Linked DNA regions of Mus musculus: region 2 is linked to region 1. A link is a loop called in an ENCODE intact Hi-C map of the cell type or tissue named here. Cell type or tissue: gastrocnemius. All regions are shown on one strand. Links, peaks and the distances in the headings refer to the core of each region. The heading gives the core; the rest is flanking DNA.

Region 1 (9,668 bases), core at 573-8,572:
AAACCTTCCCTCTGTGGTGGGCCCTCTCCCCACTGCTTGGCACCCCTTAGCAGGCTTAGTTACCTTGAGAACCCTGAAGCTGGAGTCGAGAGACAAGGACTTGTGTTTATACCGCTTTACCCAACTGCCAAGTTGCTTACCTTTTTTAATCCTTAGTATTCTTTAGGACATACATTTAGTTATTGATGTACTCTGTGTGTGTGTGTGTGTGTGTGTGTGTGTGTGTGTGCGTGCGTGTGTGTGTGCGTGCATGCTACTGCACAACACATGTGGAGAGACAACCTGCAGGAATTGGTTCTTTCTTTCCATTATTTGGATCTCAGGGATCAAGTGCAGCCAATGAGGCTTGGTGACAAGTGAGGGACAAATAAGGACATGGCCTCTCTAGGATATAGCTGAGAAGGTTTATTGTAGGTATGAGGGAGAGCACAGCCAGAGGCATCTTGGAGGTCCCAGGCTGAACCCAGTCATGAGAGGTGGGGCAGGGAGAGGGAGAAAAGAGAGGAGGGGGAACAAGCAGAGCTTCTGGGAACCAGGAGACTCAGAGAGTGCATAACCAGAATGGCTGGTAATATAGGGGTCAGAGGCTGGAGGAAGGGAGCCAGAGCCAGCCCTTGGGAGGGAGAGGCTTAGGATGGGAGAAAGATGAGGGGTGATGGGAGAAGCCACAGGTACTGAGTGAGATGTGTATGTGTGTGTAGTGTCTGTGTGTGTGGTGTGTGTGTCTGTGTGTGTGTCTTTGAGAACTAACAGCCAGCACCTTTACTCATTGAGCCACCTCTTCGACCCCCCCCCCGTTTTTATTTATTCTTACTGTGTGTATATGAGAAGTGTGATGGACATGTGTGTCAGAGGACACACTGTTGAGTCAGTTCTCTTCTTCCACATATCTTTGGGTTCTAAGGTTCCAGGGATCTAATTACAAATCATAAAGTCTGCATGGGCAGTATTTTATTCTTTGAACCATCTTTCCAGCTCCCCCAATATTCTGGTCTAGAAAATGGAACCAAGATTGTGTCTTCAAGTATTTTTTTTAAAAAAAGAATAATATTCAATAAGATAATAATAAATAAGTAATAATTAAATTATACTTATATATTTTAAGTATACTTATATACCTATAATTATAAAAGCCTACAATAGAAATTAGCCTTTATAGAGAGCAGCTGCACATGTAACAGTACCCACATAACTTTATGAATCTATCTCATGGTATGATATTTGGGTCATCTGGGATTATTCTCTCTTGGCAGTGCAGAGTCTGAGAGGGTTGAGTCAGGCTTTTTCATGTGGTGTTGGGTATTGGGTTGGGACATTACCAAACCTTGAGATGCCATCTAAAAATATACTCCTTTTAATGGGGCTCCTAGGCAGATAACAGGGAGCCCTTGTGAGGTGCAACCAGGTCCAGCCAAGTTCTATAGCTAGGCCTATCTGTTGGTGACCTGCCCTGCCCTACCCTAACAGGTGTGGAGTGTTTGGGGAGCTGAGCCCTCTGCCTGAGAAGAGGGTAGGCTGAGCAAGGATGGCAGCTTCTATGTCTTGTGAATTTACTGTCCCTTGCTAAACCCTGCTACATGGCTGGTACCAGCTTCAGGCACTAAGTTCCCACCTGCCAACACCTTGTTCCTTCTCATCTGGATAGTCAAGTCCTGTTACAGATATTATGACTTCCCAAATAATCCTCCAAGTTGGGTGAAGCAGCTTTCTCTCTCTCTCTCTCTCTCTCTCTCTCTCTCTCTCTCTCTCTCTCTCTCACACACACACACCCACGCTTGCGCGCACGCGGACACCGCCTTGAAAAGGGAGGAAACCGGGGACAAGGGGGTTAAATAGGATACTTGAGGCTCTGACTTTGGGAGCTGAGCCTTCTGCCTGGGAAGAGGTGTTCCTGCCACAGTTGTGTGAGAGTGTGTTGGCAGGACACGGACGACAGTTTGTAACTGATCACTCAGCCCTGTTGATCAGGGCTCCCAACACCAGCTCGGAGACAGGACTTTGGAGAATGAAGGGGAAGCTTTCGATTATGTTCACTTTTGACTCAGGCTCTTTGGAGTCTTCTGACAGAGTGTTAGCAGGTCTCTGAGCTGGTGTGGCTGGCTCCCTCTAACACAATCCAAGATTGGATAGGCTCTACTCTCTCCCTGCATTTTACACTGAGTGGCTCTGTCCTAACTTAGAGGAGCCCTTGCTATTTGCCCTTCACCCCCATATCCTAACTTGGTTTCTTTCTTTTTTAAAAAGATGTATTTATTTATTTATTTATTTATTTATTTATTTATTTATGTGTACACTGTAGATGTCTTCAGACACTCCAGAAGAGGGCATCAGATTTCGTTACGGGTGGTTGTGAGCCACCATGTGGTTGCTAGGATTTGAACTCAGGACCTTTGGAAGAGCAGTTGGTGCTCTTAACCACTGAGCCATCTCACTAGCCCCCTAACTTGGTTTCGTGTGTACTGTGAGGACCTCAGCTTCTGGCTGTAGAGCCTTCGTGGGGCAAAGACCTGTAGCTGTTTTCACCTACTCTTGAGTTTACAGGTGCCCTCTGATGGGTATAGTAAGATTATCTCTGATTCTGCTTTTATGCATGTGCAGTGACCATGGAATAGCCCACTATGCATGTGAACTGCCAAAGCCTAGAGTGATTTCCTCTCCTGTCTCTTCTACACACACACACACACACACACACACACACACACACACCCCACAAACACAGAGGGTTGTGGGTTTTTTTTGTTTGTTTGTTTTTTTGTTTTTTAAGAATTTCAATGGCTAGGGGATGTAGCTCAGTGGCAGAGTGCATACTTTGCATGTATGAGTTACCTGGGTGAAAACTCCAGTATCTCCACTCTTTACCCAGGTGGGGGTGGCCTATGCCTTTTTTCCCCAGCACTGGGGAGACAAAGGCAGGTGGATCTCTGAGTTTGAGTCCAACCTGGTCTACAGAGTGAGATCTAGGACAGCCAGGACTATTACACCAAGAAACCCGCCATGTCTCAAAAAAAGGGAAAAAAAATCACTGAAGTATTTACATCATTTCTCACCTCTCTAACTCCTCCCATTCCCCTCCCCCACACTGTTCATCAATATATTGACCAAAGTTTGCATAAAGCCAGAAAATATGAGCCAGGTGTGGTGATGTATGAGAGGCAGATGGCTCTTTTTGAGTTTGAGGCCAGCCTGGTCTACAGAGTGAGATCCAGGACAGCCAGAGCTACACAGAGAAACCCTGTCTCAACAAACCAAGCCAAAACCAAACCAAAACAAAACAAGGCCAGCAGCTTGACTGCTGATACCTATAAAGGCAGTAGAAGCAGGCTCTTTCACAGGGGATCCTAAAAAACCTATGCCTCTGTTTTGATAGTAGGTTACTATCACAGCAGTTAAAGGAGAGCCGTTCTAAGTCATGGTTCCCAGCCCAGCTATCTAAGAGAGCCACCAAGGGGCTGAGCACAGGGGTGTCTGTATTCGGGAAGCTAGGGTACAGGGATCATGAGTTTACAACCTGCCTGAGCCATCTAGTCAGGCTCTATATCAAAAAACAAAACCAGAATAAGATAAAAAAGTTAAGTATCTTCATCTCCAGGTCATAGACCAGACCTAACTCAGATTCTCTGGACTTGAAATCTAGACCTCCTTCATTTTAAAATTCCCCAGGGGCCTCTAGAATGCTGCCAAGGTTGAGCCCCACTGCTCTTCAATTGAAAGAGTCAACTAATTGTTTAGAGTATTCCCACATCTGGGTGTACACTGGCATCAGGGGGAAGGGCGCTTTTAAAATTACACTGATTCCCTGGCCCTGCATTCCAGACCATCTGAAGCAGTGACTTCCAGCCCTAGGTATCTCTTAGTCAGCCCTCATCTATGCCAGCTGTTCCTACGGACGGTGAGCCAAGGGTACAAATGTTTCCTTTACAACTGTCTACCAGTGAATCATGACTTGCATTTCATAGGTCAGGAAAAGGATGTTCAGAGCAGGTAGTGGCCTGACCCGCATGACCAGGCAAAGAAGTCCCTGAAACAGGTCTGTCTAACCTTGAAACCTTTCCCAGTTTTCCAGACCCCAGTCATTGCATCCTGGGCCGAGTGGAAAGTTTTCTCTGCTCTTCCCCCAAACAGCTAAAGGCAAGGAAGGGGAAGGTAGCCTGAGACTGCGGCTCGCCTTCCGGCTGCTCCCAGAGCCTGAGCTGAGGCCCCTTCAGGAGAGACGAAAGGCCCCAAGATGACCCCGGTTGCCTGGTGTTTAGCTTGGTCCTAGTCTGCTACTTTTGAAATGCTTATTTTTGGAGGGAGAGAGAGTAAGCCTGCCTTACTCACTTCTCATTTGCACCCTCTTCTCCTGGAGAAACCAAGAGGCAAAAGCAAACACTCACTTTTTGAGAACTTAAGGGATTTTTCAGCCACGTGGCAGAAAAATGTCTCCATTCCCCTCATAAGACCAAGGAGATGTGATGTCAAGGTGACCGGATACTTTTAGCTTTGCTTTGTGACTTTGTGTTCCCAGGTCTTTGTATAGTGTGACTTGAACCTGGGCACTGGGGGATTTGGGTGTCAAACCTGCTCCTGTGCCACCACCTTCATGTATACAACGTAAAGGCCTTGAGGTTTCACTTTCTCCATCTATCTACTTATTGAGGATTGTGGGGGGACAGTTTGTGGAACCCAGAAATGCCAGGCCTGCCAGCAGCCCTTGAGGTACCAGAAGGAAAGGAATATTTGGCCCTGATGCTAAGACTCAGGCCACCTGGGACCAAAAGCTTTGTCAAGTGTTTGCTGGCACCTGTTCAGGGACCTTATGTCCCCAACACTTAGAGTGGCTCCAAGTGGCCATCTGTGTTAGAGATCGCATTGAATGTGCTCACTCTGGCCTTCCTCCACCTGTGTCAGCCCCCAGTGTGTGGACAGCTCAGAGCCAATACTTAGAGCCCGGATAGCTGAAACTTTAGAGTTAGTGGTAATATAAATTTGACCCCAAGCCTAGCTCCTAGGGACCTCCCCCCTTGGGGGTGGGAGCTCCCTCTGCACCTGTTGCCTCTGCCTTTGTCCCCTGTTATTTACCAGCCAGCACAGGGTACATGCTCGGACGGTGTTGAGTGAAGGACAAAGGTGGAGGGATGAATGACTTTGTTTTTGGCGACATCTCTCAAGTGCCTGCTATGACAGGCTGTTTAGCTGTCAGCTATCTGCTTGCTTGCTCGCTCGGCTTCATTTCATTTGTGTCAGCCAGTTCATTTAGAAGATCGTCTCTTTAAAGAACGTTCTAAAAATAGGATGCTTTAAATGCAATGCCATTTTCCAAGGTTGGGACAAATGCCCAGAGTTTCTCACAAGTGTAACTTTTACACCAGATCCACTAAGAAAGTGCATTGGGGCTCTTGATCCACCGGGCCCCTTATTAAGCCATTATCAGATTAATAAATCTTTCTGAGCTACTCGGGCATTTGGGGGATGGTGGAACAATATGGGACAAAATGGAGGCTGAGAGGGAGGACCTCAGAGTTAGGTAAGGAGGGGACACTAGCAGTCACTAGGGATTTATGTCTGTCCCAGTTCACAGCCTGAGTTGAGATGGAGAGGTATAGGCTGCACTCAGCACACTTAGGGAAGCTGGCTCAGGGCTGCTTGGATCACCATTTCATGGCCCTTGTCTCAAAGAGCTTGAGCCGGTCATGTCTCCGGTAACAACCTGAGAAACTGTGTGGGCAGCTGGCTTTGATGTCCAGTTCTGTTGTTAATTCAAGTTATGAGTCACTTCACCTCTCTTTATGCCCTAGTTTGCAAATTTTACAACTCCCTGTTCACACTATGATGATAATGATAATTAACCTTGCCAAGTGGCCTTTACCCCACCCCCATCCCAATCAGGAGCCTCACCAGATCAGCCTGTTTTTATGGATGTTGTGACTTTAACTGGTACTATAGACCTGGGTTCTAGATGAGTCTTCACAAGGACAAGGCCATGTCAACCTACCAAGTTAACACTTCCCAGGGCTTTGTATGCTGGGAACAACAACATTAACATCCTTCTTAGTAAAATGTGAAGATCCCTTAGGAGTAGAAGGGAATTCAGTCCCTGCTCTACCTGAGGCACTCACTGTTAGCCCGGCAGGGCCACTGGCCGGTGGGTGACACACCTTTCTGTCTTGGTAAAGTAACCTGCTGATTGTCTTGGTAGCTGGACACGAGGGCCACTTTTCCAGTGTCTACACCTTACTTCTCTGTGTCTGCGTCCCCGCAGTGGCCAGTTTGCCATCGTGAAGAAGTGCCGGGAGAAGAGCACGGGGCTGGAGTATGCAGCCAAGTTCATTAAGAAGAGGCAGAGCCGGGCCAGCCGTCGGGGCGTGTGCCGGGAGGAAATCGAGCGGGAGGTGAGCATCCTGCGGCAGGTGCTGCACCCCAACATCATCACGCTGCACGACGTCTATGAGAACCGCACCGACGTGGTGCTCATCCTTGAGCTGTGAGTGGGGTGCCGGGACCCATGACGTGGGGGAACGGGGTGTAGGGCGCCGGGACCCATGATGTGGGGAAGCGGGGTGTAGGGCGCCAGGACTCATGACACGGGGAAGCGGGGTGTAGGGTCCTGGGACCCATGAAGTCGGGAAGCAGGGTGGGCAACCAGACCGAAGCTCAGCCCAGAGAAGATGCAGTCAGCTATATATGGTTTCCTTTTGCCTCCCTTATCCTCAGCCTATGTCTGAAATGAAGCCGATGGAGGGCGTGAGCGTGCTAAGTAGCAAGGGTAACAAATAATGACCTAACTCTTGCTTTCATTAGATTTTGGAGATCAAAGAGAAGAAACCACTGGACCATCTCACCGGTCCATTTAAAGAGCCTAGCTATACTCCTGCATTTGCAAGGTGCCATGTTTGTCATCTTGCTCTGCCCTGCTTAAAACAGTCTCACTAACTCAGAGAGGTATCTATGTTCACTCTGTTCACCTTACTTCACCCTCATAAGGATATAGTCATGGAGACTCTTAGCATACCCATTTTAGAGATGAGAACACCAAGAAGGTCAACATCCCATAGCTGGGAAATACAAAGGCTAAGGTGCAGCCTTGGGATGGCTGAGAAGGACTTCACAGTGGCTGGTGGAATTTAGTGACACCAAGACTCCAGATGTCCCTGAGCTAGTGAAGCCTGGTCGGTAGTAGGGTCTGATCAGGCTGTGGCACAAGTCACCATAGCCTCATCCAGCCTGCTAATCAGCAAGAGCCCAGGACAAGAGTGCTCTGAGCCTCATAGCATCTAGTAAACACCTGCCAATCCACAGAGGAGTGGGGTGTTTGTCTCAATATTTCTTGATTTTGTGACTGTGAGCAAGTCACCTGAGAACCAGGAAGTGTCCTTTACCTGCCTCCAGATTGAATGGACAACCTGATGTTTGAGACTTACCTATACCTTGGAAGATGTAACTAGTTAATTGAGAGAATTTACATCCTCTTGAATTTGATTCTAGCATTATCAACCTCTGTGTTTAACTGCATAGAATTGCCAATAATCACCTCTTCTCTAGGGCCCGATGTCCTCTCGTTTCATCTATGGACCCCTTTGCAAAATGAACTAGCTACTGCCTGTGTCTCCCTGACCAAGACAGGAGTCTGATGAAGGCCTTCCTCTTCTTCCCCAGAGATGATAAGTCATGTGTACACTCCACATGGCATGCTCTAAGGCTAGGGATCACTGGTTAGCATCCTGATTCCCAGCAGACAGTGACAAGTCCATCTTCCTGGGAAGTCCAGAGTCACTTCTTTAAATGTCTATTATCATCCCCCGCCCCCCACCAAAAAAAAAAAAAAAACCATAAAAACAAACGCAAACAAAAAACCAAAACCCCACAGGAATTAGGAAAGGCATCTGTAACCCTCCAGCCCAAATAGTTACTTGTGATTCTCTGTGGTTCCTCTCAATCCTTATCACTTTGTATATAATTTTACAATTTCCTGTTCCAGTTTTTTTCTCCAACTAACAAAATTCCATATATAGCTGCTTTTCCATTTAAATAACTATATCATGTTTCATTAAATTACACATCAGTGCTTCTCTATTGCTGGACATTTGCTTACAATTTTCCAGCTTTTATCCTTTCCAAACTTTACTGATAGAACTCTTTCTTCCCAATGGTCTGCCTCTTTTCTTTTGAATTAGTTATTTCAGCTGACTCTCCAGGAGTGGAGGATTAAGTTAAAGGTGGGCAGTTTTAGGTTCTTGGTGACTTTACTTCCAAAGGATGCTGGGACAGGACAGTGTTTCTATTTGACTTCAGCCTTGGCATCCGTGGAACATCTGTTTTAAAACACATGTCTTGCTGGGCAGTGGTGGTGCACACCTTTGATCCCAGCACTTGGGAGGCAGAGGCAGGCGGATTTCTGAGTTCGAGGCCAGCCTGGTCTACAGAGTGAGTTCCAGGACAGCCAGGGCTACACAGAGAAACCCTGTCTCAAAAGAAAAAAAAAAGTAGCTTTCTTTATTCATCTTTATAGTTACAAATCAGTATCTTGTCATTTTAATTGGCGTGCGTTTGTTTGTTTGTTTGTTTGTTTGTTTTTTGGGGGGGGGGAGTTCAAGACAGGGTTTCTCTGTGTAGCCCTGGCTGTCCTGGAACTCACTCTGTAGACCAGGCTGGCCTCGAACTCAGAAATCTGCCTGCCTCTGCCTGCTAATTGGTGTTTCTTTAACTTCTGGGAAAATGATCCATTCCCACATGTTTGTGGGAACCCAGCGTTTGGGGAACGATGTGCTTCTGCTCTGTCTCCAGCTCTCCCAGTAGGGCTCATGACCAGCCTGAACTTACATACTGTCATATATTATATGACATTATATACTGTGAGTGCAGGTGCACCGTGGGTAATAGCAGTCCCCACACAGGTGTTCCCAGGACTTGCTATGTTTAGCTGTCCACAGTTTCTGTCTCCTTTACTTCCAGGTTGCCAAATTGTGCTTGGCATGTCTGGCAGAGGAACACTAAGGGTTTATGAAATTAGAAAAGAGCCACGCTTTTGGTTTGTAAAGACCACGCTCAGACCATGCTTGCTGGGCTCTAAGGAGGACTTTCCAGAGGAGGAGGACTTCCCAGAGGAGGAGGACTTCCAATAGGAGAAGGACCTCCTGGGGAGGGGTTCCTAAGGGAGCAATTCAGAAGTTTTTTCTTGGACTTGGTGACTCTTGTTGGGCTCATCAGAAGTTCTTAGCATTTGAGTTCTCTCTGGACAGCAGGTTAGCCCAGTGGTCAGACATAAGTGTTAGTGTCCACTCATTCATTTGCAGAATTTACCTATCTATTTGTTGGTATTTTTCTCAGACAGCATCTCACCGTAGTCCAGGCTGCTCTAGACCACGTGACACTCCCAGCTCAGCCTATTCAGTGCTGAGATGACAGATGTGTGGGTTTATAGATGTGTGTGACCACATGTATATAATGTGTGCATGCATATGTATATTCAGTATACACACACGTGTGTGTGTGGAGGCCTGAGGAAGAAATCAGTGTCCTGCAATACTTATTCCTTGAGATAGGGTCTCTCCTTGAATCTGGAGCTGGGCCAGCAGCCAGCAGACCCCACTGATTCTCCCGTTCCTGCCTCCCACAGTGTTAGGCTTACTGGTGTGCTTGGCAACACACAGCTTTTCACATGGGTGCTGAGGATTTGAACTCGGTTCCTG
Region 2 (9,668 bases), core at 1,055-9,054, 56 kb before region 1:
CACGTCCAGCTCTCCGCACATGCAGCGCAGCCTTTCGCCGTGAGTAGCGCCCGGGCCGCGGGATTCGACGGCAGCAGTGGCTGGGGTGGTCGGGCATTGCCTGTCTAGGATATAGCCGTTCTGTGGTTTGTGCGCTGGGACGGCACCCGGAGGCCAGTCTGCAGGCTACTACTACCTCGGGGTGCCTCCTAAGCTTGACACTCTGGTCCCAGAGACGGGATGGGGATTGACGGACAGAGGCCTGACATCTGGGCAGGAGAATGGAAACAACCATGCATCAAGTTTGGCCCCCTCAAAAGTCCCCAATAGGAGAGAAACAAGCCCAGCCTCTGTGGGCTCACACCTCCTCCTCCCCGCCTCAGCCCGGGAGGTTGCTTCCTGTGAAATGAACCTCCAGTGTGGCCTAACAGCTGCGGGCAGGTGGAGGGACACTCCCTGGTTCCCTGTCATCTAAAGGTAGCTGGGGGCAGCTCTTTTGGTTTCTGACACTAGTTCCCAACTAACTGGCTTGGCATCCTAGGGGAATTTTGTTGACTAAAAGTGGCTGGTACCTTGACTGCTTCAGAGTTGGGTTCAAAGCCCTCCCTGTCTCCACCTGCCCGCCGGTTAAGTTTTTGGCATCTAAAGTCATGGTATTGATAGACCAGTAGCTGTCTTTGGAGGCTTGACTGAAGTGTCAGGAATGGGTGGGTATCTGTTGCCCCGGGACAACAAACTACCTGCTGGAGGGAATAAACCAGCCAACCCTGACAGCTTCTCTAGAGCCTTCTATTCTGTTAGATGTGGGGGGCAAACAGTCCGGCTGCCCAAAGAAGCTGAACCTTTTATTAAAAGACTGAGTTTTTCTCATGTCAACTCAGGGAGGTGGCTGACCTTCTGAGCCCCAACATCCTTATCAGGGATCATCCAAAGGGGTTCTGTGATGCTAGAGTCTCCTCCCTTCTGCTGGCACTGCTGGCAGTTTCCCCAGACCTGAGTCTGAGGATTCTTCATGTGTGTGTGTATGTGCGCACGTGTTCCAAACCACTGCCTGTCCCTGCCAAACTTGGGCACCTTCTCCTTGGAACTGTTCTCCCAGAAGCCACTGGCTTTCCAGTCCTGAGCCATCCATGGAGGAGTTGTGTGGGTATCAAGAGAAGCCCTGGGAAGTTTGATGGCCTAGCTGTGCCATGGTGGAAAGGTCCCTTTCCCTCTCTGGACCTCAGATTTCTCCTTTTGTCTAACAAGTGACTTAGACCCGATCCCAGTGGGTTCAGACTTTTGTTTCAATGTTAAGTTTTTACCCCAAACCCCAGTCCACAGCAAGGATACCGTGGGATGGGAGTGCTCTGTATCACTTCCTCAGCCTGCTGACTTCTGAGGAAGAGAGTAAACTGGAAAGGTAACTGGGAGGTCCCTTTCTGTGGGGTCCCAGGAGGTCTATGTTACCTCCTAGAGTGTTGCTTGCCATTAAGGCCATGGGTAGGAAGGAGAATTCCCAGGGCCCCCTTGGGAGGATTGTTCACATCCAGATGGGTGTCATCTTTGCAAGGTAGCCTGAGTCTCGGGTCAAAAGGCATAGTCATGTGCCTTGCCTCTGATATGTGGTTTTCAGCTTCTCAAAATTGGTGGTTATAACTCTACCTTCGAGTTACTGCACTTGACTCTGAGAATTTATCAATTGAAATGAGAATTGCTCTTGTGGAGGTGTGATGGGAGGGTGATGAGCTGCCACGGGTGTTTCATTTCGTATGGAGTATCTGAGCTGTAGCCATGAGCAAGAAGCCTGGGCCCTAACTGGAAATTACCATCTTATATTACCTTATAGTACCTGCTTATGTTAGCTACTCCCTAGGGGACAGAGGTGAGAATATTACACCCTTTGCCTTAGTGAGGCTCCAAAAGCATTTCACATATGTCATCTTACTTATAAGAAAGATCTTTCTTAGGGTGTTGGAGAGATGACCCAGTGGTTAAGAGCACTGGCTGCTCTTCCAGAGGACCTGGGTTCAGTGTTCAGCACCAACATGGTGGCTCATGATCATCTGTAACTTCAGTTCAGAGGATCTGATGCCCTCTTCTGGCCTCTTTGGGCACCGCAGACATGTGGTGCATAGACAAACATGCAGGCAAAACAACCATACACCTACAGAGAAATAATTCTACAAAAACAGTCTAAAAAAGAAAGTAGATATTAGTTTACTCCATGCCTCTCACCCCAGGATCTCATATATCCAAGGCTGGCCTTGCACTCATTATGTAGACGAGGGTGACTTTGAACTTCTGGTCCCCCTGCCTCTACCTCTGGAGTGCTGAGATTATAGCTGTGAGCCACCATTCCTGGTTTATGGAGTGCTGAGGATCGAAGCCAAGGCTGCTTTGTGTCTGTTAGGCAAGCATTCTACAGACTGAGCTGAATCCCCAACACTGTTAATTCTCCATTTCGTTTTCTTCTTGGAGATAGGGTCTTACCCTATGGCCCACACTGGCCTGAAACTCAAGGCACACCTTGAGTGCTGGGATTACAGGTGTGTGCCAACCATACCCAGTGCATTTGGCACTGGGGATGGAAACTCGGGCTTTCTATAAAAGTAACTGATAGCTGAGATCTCTCCTCCACCCTGTGGATAAGTCTTCTCCAAATTGAACCAAACAGCATAAGATCTTTTTGTGGGACCTGGTTTCTTTTGTTCTTCGTGCTTCATGCTCCACCCTATTGTGTAGTGACTCCCTTGTTCTATTGATGGGCATTTGGTTGGTTTCAATTTTTAGTTGTTGCTAGGAGTTTAGTTGATGCTACATGGACCATTCTTGCTGCATGTGTTTCTCACAGTACGTTCACAGAGATGGTTCCACAGTATTCAGAGTGATGTTTCGAGGTGTGCACTGCCTGGCAGTGTCTAGGTGTTCTGGTTGCTCTACACACTTACCCCGCAGTATGGTTACTAGGGCTGTTTTCCATGGATGTTAGTTTGAAGCCCAGAAAAACTATCTTGTCCTCAGTTAAGGGCAATGTGGTCGTAAGTAACGGAACCGGGATTTGAATCCAAACCTGTGTGGCTGGATCTCTCTCTTTCTTCAAAATTTATTTTTATTATCTGTGTATGAGTGTTTTGCCTGTATGTATGTCTGCCACATTTGTGCCCGATGCTTGTGGAGGCCAGAAGAGGATGCCAGTTCCCCTGAAATGGCAATTTCAGATGGTTGTGAACCATCATGTGGATGCTGGGAATCAAACCCAGGTCCTTTGCAAGAGCAGTCAGCGTCCTTAACCACAGAGCCGTCTCTCCAGTCTCTTTCTTTTTGAGTCAGGCACAGATTATGAACCAGAATGAGAAAATTCTAACCTAATCCTAATAAGAGACTTTTTCTAGAGTTTAAAGAGGGGAAGAACAGGGTCGTGGAGTTTTACAGAGAAAGTGGCACTGGGGCGCCTAGACCCTAAGAGCATGGGGCAGCTGTCCACTGGGCTCCCATGGAAAGAGCCCTCCCCGAGGCGAGACATGGCGGGATGAACCAAGTGAACAGGAATGGTCCGCTGTGACTGTAGTGTATGATATGTGGAATAGGGACTCTATGACTGTAATGTATGATATGTGGAATGGGGAGTTGATCTGTGACTGAGTCCTCATGCCCTCCACGCTACCCCTGGCCATGTCTGGGGGAAACTGGGGGCTTCTCTGAATTCATCTCAGCCCCGATTGGCAAACGGAGCTGGCCTCTCACCAAAGGGAAGCTCATAGCTCTCCTGGGACCATGCTTCGTGTTCCTGCCAACAAAATTTGGGGTGGGGTGGGGTGGGTCTTTCTGCTTTTCTCTCTCTCTGTGGGGATTGGTGCCCTTCCCTGAGAGTTGATGAATGGTTTGTTTGGAATGAGTTTCAGGAGGCTGGCGGGGGATATTGAAAGTGAAGACAGGTTCAGCTTCTGATCCTGGTTGAGTCAACCTTGCTAAGGGGATGCTGAAACCTGTTCCCGAGAAGTGAGTGTGGATGTCTCCATGGCCATGGGAAGCAGAGACACAGTGGCCTGGGCTAGGACAGTAAAACCATCCTCCTCCTTACTTGTACAGTACCTTACATCTCCCCCTGCTCCAGTGGCTCCCATGCTGGTGTGTGAAGTAGATGCTAGGGATTATAGGGGTGTCTCCATTTACAGACGAGGATGAGAAAGAGTGCCAGCCTGCTGTGGGTTACAGGGATAATCCACATCAACCTAGTCTTGTGTCTAGGCTTGCTCATGTTAGTATCTGTGCACACTCAGGCCCTCCCTGAGTACACAGCGGGCATGAAGAAGGAGGATACATGAAGGGTCATGGGTGCCCACAGGCAGGTGACCCTGAAAGTGAGATCCGGGAGCTAGGCCAGCTCTGTCTAAGGGTCTCAAGGGTCTGTGTGCTTTGGCAGAAGAATTGAAGGAGTGGACATTTTGGTAATGGGGCTCTGGTTTGTGAGAAGGAGAAATGTATATATCCATTGACATCTGCAAGAGCCCCAGTCTCTTGATGTTGGTGAAACCTATCCTAGGTGACGGTCCCTCTAAACCTAGAGAGGAGAGTTTTTCAGGGTCACGGACTGAGTGTGGTTGGCATTTGATTGACAGGCAGAAGAGAGGCTGCCCATGCTAGCCAAAATAGGCTAAGGAGACCTTTACTAAGGATCCTTGAGTGACCCATGCATCAGCTGGCCTTATCTCTATAATGGGGCCCTGCCTGCAGGGTGCTGTCCTTTGGAAAGGAGATCACAGGGGGAGTTACAAGCCCCAGGGTGAGGATTCCCTGTGGCACAAACTGTCCCCTGTCTTCTGCTGAGTTGCCCCGCGCAGGCAGAGATAGCCGTGTTCCACAGATGAAGAAACAGGGTTCCTTTGCCAAGGGATGAGGTCACCGAGCTAGATGTGGGTAGCGCTGGAACCAGCACCCGAGGCTCCTGACTCCTGGTGCTCTTTTAATTTGTCACACCATCCCCACCCATATTCCCTAGGAGGTGATGAGTGAACATTACCAATCCGTTCAGACTCGCCATCGGGTGGCACTGCCCCCAAGGAAGCTGAGGTCATGATAATCCCTTGTCTTTCCTCAGCACCTAATCACTCACAAAACAGTTTGATGGCTTTGAAATTGGATTTTTTACAGTATTGGCCCCATTTTACAGATGGGAAAGCACAGTGTCTGGTAACTTAAATGGTTTACCCAAACAAAACTGGGCTTTCCGTGTTGGGCAAATAGTCTACCCCTGAATTGTATCACCATATATTGGCTGTAGGAATATTATTTTATATGTAGAGGTGTTTTGCTTGCATGGGTGTCTGCATATCACAGGTGCACAGTGCTAGGTGAAGCCAGAAGAGGGCATCAGATCCCCTGGAACTAGAGTTATATGTGATTGTGGCCCACTATGTAGGTGCTGGGAATGGAACCTGAGTCCTCTGGAAGAGCAGCAAGTGCTCATAACCACTGAGCCTTCGCCCCAGCCCAGCTCTTGATTTTTTGAGACAGGGGTTCACTGTTTTGTCCAGACTGGCCTTGAATCCTTGATCCCCCCCACCTCTCAGTTATGGGGTCATAGATTCCCAGCTGCAGACAGACGCCTCTTGTCCGAGTAAAGCTGAATTTAGTAAGAATAAATAGCTGAAGTTCCTGTGGTTCTGTTTCTCCGTGAACTTCTTCAGACAGATCTGAACAAGCAGGAAGGGCTCTTTTTCTATTTCAGAAATAGGAGACAGGTGTGGTGGTACATGCTTGTGATGTCAGCACTGGAGATGCTGAGGCAGGAGAATTACTACAAATTTGAGGCCAGCCAATGAACTGTAGACCAACAGAGGCTCATAGCAAGACCCCGTGTCCAAAAATAAAATAAAATAAAAATCAAATAATAGCTTTGGAGAGATGGCTTAGTTATTAAGAGCTCTCTCCCTTCCAGAAGACCTGAGTTGAGTTCCCAGAACACATATGAAGTGGTTCACAACTGGCTGTAACTCCAGCTTATGGGCATCTGACATCCTCTTTTGGCCTGCACTTGTGTGCTCATAAACCAAAACATACATATAGATATTAATAAAATAAAACTTAAGAGAGGAATAAAACCTATATGTCTTAGAGTTACTATTGTTGTGATAAAACACCATGACCAAAGAAACTTGGAAAGGAAAGGGTTTAGCCGGCTTACACTTCCACATCTGTTCATCATTGAAGGAAGTTAAGACAAGACTCAAACAGGGCAGGATCCTGAAGACAGCAGCTGATGCAGAGGCTATGGAGGGGAGCTACTTATTGGCTTGCTCAGCCTGCTTTCTTTTCTTTTTTTTTTTTTTTTTTGTAAAGATTTATTTATTATATGTAAGTACACTGTAGCTGTCTTCAGACACTCCAGAAGAGGGAGTCAGATCTCATTACGGATGGTTGTGAGCCACCATGTGGTTGCTGGGATTTGAACTCTGGACCTTCGGAAGAGCAGTCGGGTGCTCTTACCCACTGAGCCATCTCACCAGCCCTCAGCCTGCTTTCTTGTAGAACCCAGGATCACCAGCCCAGGGATGCCACCACCTGCAATGGGCTCGACCCTCCACCATCAATCACGAACTAGAAAAATGCCTTAAAGCCAGATCTTATGGAGGCATTTTCTCAATTGAGGTTCCCTCTTTTCTGATGTCTTGCGCTCCTGTGAAGTTGCAAACTAGCCAGGACGTTATACATCAGTGGTTCTCAACCTTCCCAATGCTACCACCCTTTAATACAGTTCCTCATGTTATGGTGACTCCCAACCATAAAATTATTTCATTGTTCATTTATTTTTGCTACTGTTATGAATCATAATGTAAATGTGTAGTATGTAGTATATCTGATATGTGACACCCCCCGCCCAAGGGGTCAGGACCCACAGGTGAGAACCCCTGGTATGCGGCCTCAGCACAGGTGAGAAGCTCACACGGACCTGTTCCTAAGGAATCAAGCTGTGGGCAACTGAAACCGTCTTGCCCTTTGCAGTTGGTTGCTTTCCAAACTCAGACTCTTAGGCTTGTGCTCGGCCATCCTAAGCTTCGGTTTCTTTCCATTTCAGGATTGTATGGTCCAGGCCTCGATGAGGAGCCCAAATATGGAGACGTTCAAACAGCAGAAGGTGGAGGACTTTTATGATATTGGAGAGGAGCTGGGCAGGTAAGAGGTTTCGTGAGAGGAGGAGGGGTGTGCATGGACAGACACACTCTTCTCTGGGTCGGTTGCTGTTGTAAAGCTGGACTTGTCACAGGGCTGTCGGGAGGCTTGCAAAACAGGCCCGAGGTTTATTCATCCTCATGGGTGACTCTGCAGATCATGTGTCTCATGACAGCAGAGGTGTGCAGCTTGAGGCTGCGATTTCTATATACTCTAACTGCCCACTCAGGGGAGTCTTCATGTATCCATCATTACCCCCACCCAAAAGCCCCTCTCCAGGCTGCCTGGACATCTGACCCATCGGTTTTGTTCTCCGTGTCCCATTGGGATTCCCCATGGTTTCCCAGGATTTTCTTTTGAAAGCTGGAGTCTGAATGGGAGGTGAAGTAATCCTTCCGAAAAGGGATTTGTATTGAGTAACAGCCACACCAGCCTCGTCAGGGAGTTTCTGGGATCTGAGTTGTTTCCTCAGAGTAGGGCTGTACTAACCCTCTCATCACCTCAAAGTCACTACTTTGTACAGGGAGAGACTGGATTTTCTGAGGCTTCCCTCTGGACTTCCATTTTTAAGAATGGCTGACTTTTTAGATGGTATTTTCGCGGTTACAAAACACCAGTCCTGAAGTTCTGATCTCAAAAGCATGTGGGGGATGGAAGTGACTTTCACTCTGGTCTCACGGGTGGGAGACGGCAGGGTAGGGCTTAAGGGAGTTTCTCAAAGTTGCTGAGGGCAGCAAGCCACAAAGCCAAGGTTCCAACCTGTCAGGTCGGTCCCTGCACACCTGTCCTGCGTTCTCGTGTGAGCAAGGTTCTTGCACGCTCACATGTTTCTCGGGGCAACACCATCTCAGCCCTTCGCACTCAGAACAGAGCAAAACCACGGGCTGTTTAGGGTGCCTATCAAACTGGACAGGTAAAGCAGGAAGCTTCTTGCTTTCTTTAGAACTGTTGACTGTTGAATTAGCACTAATTCTTATATCCTTTGTTTTAAAGGCAAACAAAGTAGGGCCAGAGAGCCTTATTCCAAGATGAGAGGCAACAGGGGCATGGGTTAGGGAGTAACCCCTCCCCAGGCCGGTTGGGTGGGGAGCGAATATCTGCAGACTTCAAGGCTCCTCAGCCTTCTGTTGCTAATCTTGGGCCTAGAAAAGGGGTGTGAGAGGGATAGAAGGTGGAGGCTTTGGGGTGCTCTTCTGGAGCCTGCCTCTGAATGAAAAATCAGGGTGACTTTGCTGCAGGCCTTTCTGCCCCGCCCCCCGCCCCCCCCCCCCCCCCAGCACAGGAAACTGGCCTCTCTTGGCAAGGAACTGCCCAGGGTGTCTGAGTTGGTGTTCTTGCCGTTGCCTGTGTTCTGTGCTAGGGGTACAATGATGTGCAAGGGACTATGCATATGTCCCCCCTGGAACTCCAGCCTGAGAGAGGCTTGCTTGACAACGAGGCCAGAGTGGGGCTGGACTGATGTCTGAGGGGCAGAGAAACTGAGAAGTTGGCTGGTCAAGGGCCCTGGAGAAGGATCCAGAATTCCTGGGGAATTCTTGTGTCACCTTCTCCTTGCCTTGCCTCTCCACCACTTTGGACATGAGCTATTAGATCTGGGAGACAATTGAGTTTGCAGGCTGCAGGGGCTGGGTCTCTCCATCTCCAAAGGTTGATGGAGTCGACAGAGACTGGGACTTGTGGAGTGGTCAGACATGCTAGGACTTGGCTACAGGTCTGTGAGCCATTAAGAATCCTTCCTTCCAGGATCCTTATTTGACAGATGTAACTGAGGTTCAAGTAGAGAAGGGTCCTGCAGGGGGCTATAGAATGGACTGGAATTAGAGCTACTTTGAGGATACCACACAGTGTTTTGGTAGGGTAGGAGGTGCTGGGGGGCCCAGCGCAGGATTCTGATGTGTGCTGTGCGACTGAGTGCTCTAGCCACTGAGTGAAGCTCTTAGCCTACAACCAAATCAACTTGCAAAAAGTGATCCGTTTCATTTTACATATTGAGGACCTACTGTGTGCCAGGCATGACTGAAAGCAGTACTAAGTAAAACATGTGTCCTGTCTTCTTGTAGTCTTTGGTTTATTGATGCAGAGAGGCACCAAAAAGAGGATTTACAGAGGATGAGTCATGGTCAGGTCAGATACGAAGGGAGAGCACAGGGTGCTTTGAAGGAGAAGAACGGGAGATACATTTAAAATGGGCTGGTGAGAGAGACTGCTCTGAACTCTGGCCTCCGTGCCGAGTGTGGCTGTACACACTTCTGCTCCAGCCTGCTCATGATGCTGGAGGTTGTCTGCTGTTTCTAGAGTGTTTAGAGAGATGCTGGTTTGGCCTTCCTAACTCCCAGTGGGGAAGAACAGGGAAAACTGACTGGAGCCAGGCTCATAAAGAGAATCCCATTTAACCCATTGTCTTGTATGAAGCTCAGACTGGTGGCTTATCCAAGGTCACAAAGTATGTGAGGGTAGGGGCTGGTGATCAAGTTTGGGGTCCTATCCTTGAAGGAACATAAAAACCCACAGACACAAAACCATTTACTTTATTCGAA

The links. Hi-C counts contacts between places; a loop is a spot of excess contacts. Peaks named below come from ENCODE experiments on the same cell type or tissue, not always from the same donor. Only the 100,000 strongest peaks of a DNase experiment are listed, where the experiment ranks them.
Region 2: it touches region 1 in a loop (5-fold over the local background); 6 of 42 quality-filtered maps call a loop at or near these places.

Annotation. Positions count from the first base shown.
Region 1 is chr9:66,214,293-66,223,960 of GRCm38, forward strand. It overlaps Dapk2 (death-associated protein kinase 2), which reads left to right. Exons shown (of 12, transcript NM_010019.3): 3 at 6,242-6,463. Among named protein-coding and RNA genes, the nearest start is that of Dapk2, 61 kb to the left of the region's middle. In gastrocnemius, for the core only: no CTCF peak of the experiment used is centred there; DNase peaks (open chromatin) are centred at 4,811 and 6,367; H3K4me3 peaks cover 350 bases; H3K27ac peaks cover 5,570 bases.
Region 2 is chr9:66,158,302-66,167,969 of GRCm38, forward strand. It overlaps Dapk2 (death-associated protein kinase 2), which reads left to right. Exons shown (of 12, transcript NM_010019.3): 1 at 1-39; 2 at 7,037-7,134. The coding sequence starts at 7,043. Among named protein-coding and RNA genes, the nearest start is that of Dapk2, 4.9 kb to the left of the region's middle. In gastrocnemius, for the core only: CTCF peaks have their summits at 2,065 (motif pointing left) and 5,004; no DNase peak of the experiment used is centred there; H3K4me3 peaks cover 855 bases; H3K27ac peaks cover 2,375 bases.